Linked DNA regions of Homo sapiens: region 1 is linked to region 2. The links are chromatin loops, found by intact Hi-C in ENCODE. Cell type or tissue: PC-9. All regions are shown on one strand. Links, peaks and the distances in the headings refer to the core of each region. The heading gives the core; the rest is flanking DNA.

Evidence for each region. A loop is a pair of places that touch in the nucleus more often than their neighbours do. Peaks named below come from ENCODE experiments on the same cell type or tissue, not always from the same donor. Only the 100,000 strongest peaks of a DNase experiment are listed, where the experiment ranks them.
Region 1: a loop joins it to region 2, with 7 times the contacts of the local background. A loop is called at or near these places in 2 of 110 quality-filtered maps.

What each region holds. Positions count from the first base shown.
Region 1 is chr7:140,655,079-140,657,995 of GRCh38, reverse strand. It overlaps LOC105375535 (a long non-coding RNA gene), which reads right to left. Exons shown (of 6, transcript XR_928047.3): 5 at 2,155-2,407. Among named protein-coding and RNA genes, the nearest start is that of DENND2A, 16 kb to the right of the region's middle. In PC-9, for the core only: no CTCF peak of the experiment used is centred there; a DNase peak (open chromatin) is centred at 1,265; H3K4me3 peaks cover 835 bases; H3K27ac peaks cover 1,100 bases.
Region 2 is chr7:141,648,239-141,651,155 of GRCh38, reverse strand. AGK (acylglycerol kinase) reads right to left here. Exons shown (of 16, transcript NM_018238.4): 14 at 1,823-1,893. Among named protein-coding and RNA genes, the nearest start is that of DENND11, 52 kb to the left of the region's middle. In PC-9, for the core only: CTCF peaks have their summits at 856 and 1,060 (motif pointing right); a DNase peak (open chromatin) is centred at 1,045.

The DNA.
Region 1 (2,917 bases), core at 180-2,679, 990 kb after region 2:
TTGGTGGCTACTTCTTTTTGTTTGTTTGTTTTTTGAGACGGAGTCTCGCTCTGTCGCCCAGACTGGAGTGCAGTGGTGCGATCTCAGCTAACTGCAAGCTCTGCCTCCTAGGTTCACGCCATTCTCCTGCCTCAGCCTCCCGAGTATTTTTAGTAGAGACAGGGTTTCACCGTGTTAGCCAGGATGGTCTCAATCTCCTGACCTTGTGATCTGCCCGCCTCGGCCTCCCAAAGTGCTGGGATTACAGGTGTGATCCCACCTGTAATCCTCCACCCTCCTACTTATAGAAGTAGCCTGGTGGCTACTTCTATAAGCTGGGTGGCATTCATGCCTGCGAAACCTTCCAGTTTCTGAAGGTTTCGCTTTATGTCACCCTGGGCCTGTCCTACAAATGATATATTTACCATACGCTGATTTTCAAGAGCCTCAGGGTCAAATGGGGTGAAAAGCCAGTATATCTCAGAGTCTTTCATAAAACTGGCTAGGGCTCTCATCACTTTCCTGAAGCATCCCTGAGATCTTTTCTTATTGATTGCCCTTTTTCCACCATCTCTTAGCCCTTTCAGAAGTGTCTTCGGTACCTCTGCAAATGCTGAAGCTGGGTCGCATCTTCTGGGTCCCAGTTGGGATCTTGGTCTGGGAACTGGCCCTGAGCGTATGCCTGAGCATTCACTGCATCTGCTGGTGCATGGGCTTCTAGCCAGCGGAGAGTTGCTGGGTTACTCTCCTGCGGTCCTCAGTGTTAAACAGCGTGAGAAGAAGCTGCCTGCAGTCTGGCCAGGTTGGATTGTGTGTCAGAAAGATGGACTGCATCAGATCTACAAGAGCTTGGGGCTTCTCTGTATAGGAGGGAGTATGGTGTTTCCAGTTTAAGAGATTAGTGGTTGAAAAGGGCTCATAGATGAAAATCTGTTGCCCCCCTTGGACTTGGCCTTGGTCATCATAATAAATGGGTCCTCATGTCTCCCTGAGAGGCATTTACATGCTTGAGCACAGCCAGATCTGAGACACCCTGCTCGACTATCTTGATTTCCTTCCCTGGCCTCTCAAGGCTCTGATTCTTCCCTTTGGGGTGAAACTTGGGGTGTGCTAGCTCCTGAATTTGGTTCCTGGGGGGCTGTTGGCCTCAGTAAAGGGGGCCAGGCTGGGACATATGGAGGAGGAATCTCTGTTCCCTCTGGCAGCTCCTGCAAAACTGGCCTTTCTTGTTCCCTCTGGGACTTCCCCTTTAACTCTGTGTCTGTCGGCGAACCTGCTCTTACTTTCACTTCTGGCTCAGCTTGGGCCACAAGTGTTTTGCAATGAGCCACTAAACAGGGCTGGATCCAGGCTGGTCTTGTTTGTACTATATTTAACCATGAGTTAATGTAAGGAAATTGATCTGGATGCCCAGGCTGTCCTCCGACCCCTGTCACCACCCTAAATACACAGCCAATTATTTCCGTCTGTAGTTCCTTCGGTTGGCCATCCAACTCCAAAAGAAGTCCATTCTAGTTCACAGAGAGTTCTCAACCTTTGGGGGGTCAGCTTAACTCCATAATCCCCTGCAAAACCTTTCTTAAAGTTTTGTAACATGCACTCCAATGGAGTGGGTTTTGATGACTTTCCTCCTATTTCCTCCCTTTATGATGCAGCATACCCACTCTTCCTTTTGACTCAGACCAACCAGACCTTCTCCTATTATGGGAGTTTTCAGACACCACTTGGCTTTGGAGAGGTCCTTATTCCCACCACAATTCTGAGCTGTGGGGCAGCTCCTATTAGCCATATGTGGTTCGCCACTAGTCCAGGTTGGCCCCACACTTCGCTTGGAGCACACAGTCCACGCTAAGAGATCTGTGACTCCCCACATCACTCCCCACATTGGTTTCTCCAGGAACCATCTCTCACACACTTTCACACACCTCCCCATTCCCAGTTCCTGTGTTCCTAATTGGGATGGTGAGCCACTCTTGCCGCCTCCAGTTTCCTTTTCCTAACCAACTTAGCGAGCCACTCTCACATCCGGTGTCGGTTGGGATGTGAGTTTCATCCAAATTGGCGAGCTGTTCTTGCTGCCCCTAACCCGTCTGGGTCAGACTACCAGTTACACCCTGGGAAGGCTCCCCTTCTATCCTTATGAGACGGGTCCTGCCTTGGGCCCCAATACCTTACCGCAGTTCCTGAAGCACGCTGTTTCTGGAATTGTCCTGTAGCCCCTCTCAGGTTCTGTTGTGCTGCTGGGTAGGGGTGCTGGGTCACAGGAGAGCTGATTTCACCCCTCTAGGCTGAAGTTCTCCAGGTGGCACCTGGGGTCACAGGTCTCCCCAGGCCCGGGGCTCCAGCCCCATAGGGAAAGGAGACAGTAGATCTGCCGTCTCCACTCCTCCTGGCTGGCTCGCCAAGAAATGTTGCGGGATGCAGGGGACTAGACAAGTATGGGTGAATACAGGAGGATAATTATTTTAAGGTGTGCACCAGCTCAGTGGATTTATTTTTCCTTGAATTTCTGCCTCGATATTACCTAGATAAAGGTCGTCTTGTTTCTCTGACTACTTCATAAGACAAGCAAATTTTCACAAATTTAAAGGATACATTGTGGAAGGTCTGACTGAAAATAAGGCCCTTGTGGGCATCCTAGAAATTTATCTAGAATGGTGGCTCTCAAACTTTAGCATCCATCAGAATTAGTTGGAGCGCTGGCCCCACCCCATTGCTGACTTTTGTAGGTCTGGGGTGAGGCCCAAGAATGTGCATTTCTAACAGTTACTATATGATGCTGATGCTGTTGGTTTGGGGAAAACATTTTGAGAACCATTGACCTTGTAGATAGTGGTAGTGGTGAATATGGTGGTGGTGGTGGTGAAGATGGTGGTGGTGGTGGTCAAGGTAATGGTAGTGGGTGGTAACAGTGGTGGTGGTGATGGCGGTGACAATG
Region 2 (2,917 bases), core at 36-2,535:
CTTCTTGTGATTACTTGAAGGATAAAATATTTTTACTTTAATGTAGATATTTCTTTTATGTATATGAACAACTAGTCTTAGAAGTTCTCTGATAACCCTTCCTATCTGTGGGTCCCACTCCCGTGGATTCAACCAACTGAGGATAGAGAATACATATTTTTGCACCTGTACTGAATCCGTACAGACTATCTTATCCCCTAGAGAATACAGGACAGCAACCATCCACATAGCATTTACATTATATTGAGTATTATAAGTAATCTAGAGATGATTTAGTGTGCATAGGGAGGACGTGCCTAAGTCTATGCAAATACCGTGCCACTATATAGAAGGGGCTTGACAACCTGTGGATTTTGGTATCTGAGGGAGGTCCTGGAACCAATACCCCAAGGATACCGTGGGATGACTGTATTTATAACGCGGTCTACTTGGCATACAATATCTACCTTGACTGAGTGACTATGGAGTAAAATTTCCAGCGCATATACAGACACACACTCCACCTCATGCAGATGTATCTTTTAGGCAGTGGAAATACAGTAAAAGCTAATCTAAGTAAATCAGTCCATTTATCATTTATTAACAACAGTAACTCTACAAAACGGTATCAGAGTTTTCTAACGCAGCTTCACTATGTTCTCTTCAGATATCCAGAGGAAACAGACATTACTTGATTTCACTTCCTGTAGAGAACAGAAGGACACTGGCTGCCACTGGTGCTAACAATGCAGAACATAGTGGCTTCGCCTAACCTTAGCAATAGAATTGGGGTCTCTATTTCTGGATACCAGTATCATAAAGGAGATTTGAATATTGCTGGTCTCACTGGCCAGACTGTCAATGAAGATTGTGTGATTTCTGGACATTCTGTAGAAGGAACAGGATTTTCCCTTCTTATAGATACAGCAAGAAAATCAAAGGCTGCAGAATCAGCTATTCAGTCTCTGAAGAATTTATGCCAAAGGCAAGAACAACAAACTTATGTGCCTGTGTAGATAATGAAGTAGCCATGGAGACCAGGCCGCTGCAGCAGAAATGTGTGATCCCTAAATGGGCACGAGAGGGAGCTCTGAGACAAAGCACAGAAAAGCGGAGCTGAGCAGATTACCAGTTGGCATGGGAACACACCAGCTCCTCAGATGCCCTGAAGGAGGATTTATAGTGTTCTTTACCAATAAAATTCTGGCAGAGGTAGGACTTAACAAATCACAGAACTTGGAAGGGTATTCTGTATTGGAAAAGGGAAAAAGGCCTGGGAAATGTCCAAGGTACTCAATACCTTTTCCAGTTTTTCATGAAGGCCCTGGGAATAGGAGGACATGGTGAACTGACATAAATAGTAATGGATACTGTGAAGTGCTTCAAAATATAAAAAGGCTTGACACACATTCTCTTACTCAAGGCTGAAAGCCAGTCCTGAGATCGGCAGAGATGATTATTTCATTCTGTAGACGGAAAGAATTCAGAGATGCTAAATGATCCGAGTCATGACGTCGGGTAAGTGGCAGAATCAAAATTTGCATTCAGCTCTTTGACCCTGAAACCAAAGTTCTTGACGCTGTGTCATGCTCCATTGAATTCTTTGGTTTCAATTGAAAAACAAAGACTGCTCTTACATTCTGATCCCCACAAAATGAACAGTGATGGCCAGCATAGGAGAGGGGCACTCTACATGTCAGCCCATAGGAAAGAAATAACATCGAAATTCCCAAACAAGACAAGGCTTTGGCTGGATTTCTGTCTTAGACTTCATGGGGCACTCTGAATAGTAAAATCTGAGAAAATCACAAGCCTCATTTCCTGTGAACCCCAGTCCACTTACCCTATAGTTATAAAGTCTCCTTTGCTGATGGTGTCAGGTTCAATGCAGATATTCAGAAAATCTTCTTTGCTCTAAAAAGGTTAAGAACACTAACGTCATTACTCTTAAAATTTGGCTAATGCAGCCTGTTGTCATCCTCAGCTTTGATGGTTCATAGTTTGAAGCTATATATAGATAGGGGACTCTACTTGTAGTGATTTAATTCCAAACCTATTTTCAATCTTTTTTTTTTTTTTTTTCACAAAGAGCTTTACTGAGGTATAATTTATAGAAAATTCATCTCCATTGCTTGGCTTTTTTTTTTACTACATAAGCAAACAAAACTCAGAGTGGGAGGTTCTGGACGTTCTGTCACTCACTAGTAATTATTAGCCGTTCTAGTCTCTAGGATTACTTCCCTTGCAGGCCAAGCTTTCAGCCCATCCCAGCAATCTCAGTGTTCACTGTACATGAGCTTCACATGACAGCATGGAATCGGCTGCTTGGTGTGGAGAGCCCAAGTGCCTGTGCTTCTTTAATGCTCTACATACAAATTTGGTGTGCAACCAGAGTTGGAAAACAGCAATCCGTTTATTCTATGGTAATGTTTAAAAACTTTCCATTTCCAGCCACAGAAAGCTCTGGATGATTTGAGCTACGACAAAATGGCTATCAAAACAGACTTGGTTCTTGGACCAGTTCCCATAATTTGCTACCAGTCAGTGACTAGCCATACAAACCTAGCCCTCTGTAAATCAATCCCACAACTTCTATGTCAGCTTCAAATAGAGGTCTTGTTTCTTTTGGGGTAGGTTCAAAATGTTCAGGCCCAGGATTTGAGGCCTCTGAGAGCCTTAAAGCCTTTGCCTAAGATTAAAGGGTAACTAACAAAGAACTCTCAACTAAGAATTACAAAACATAAAGTGGATGACTTTGAAAGTTCACCTTTTATTTAACTACTTACTGAGTGCCAGTCATGCACCATGAACCCACGGAGCTTGGGTTACACCAATGAACAAAACCCACATGACTTTCTGCCTACAAAGAACTTACTTTCTACTGTAGAGACTGGAGGGAATAGATGGATCATAGTAAATTATAAACTCTGTTAGAAGA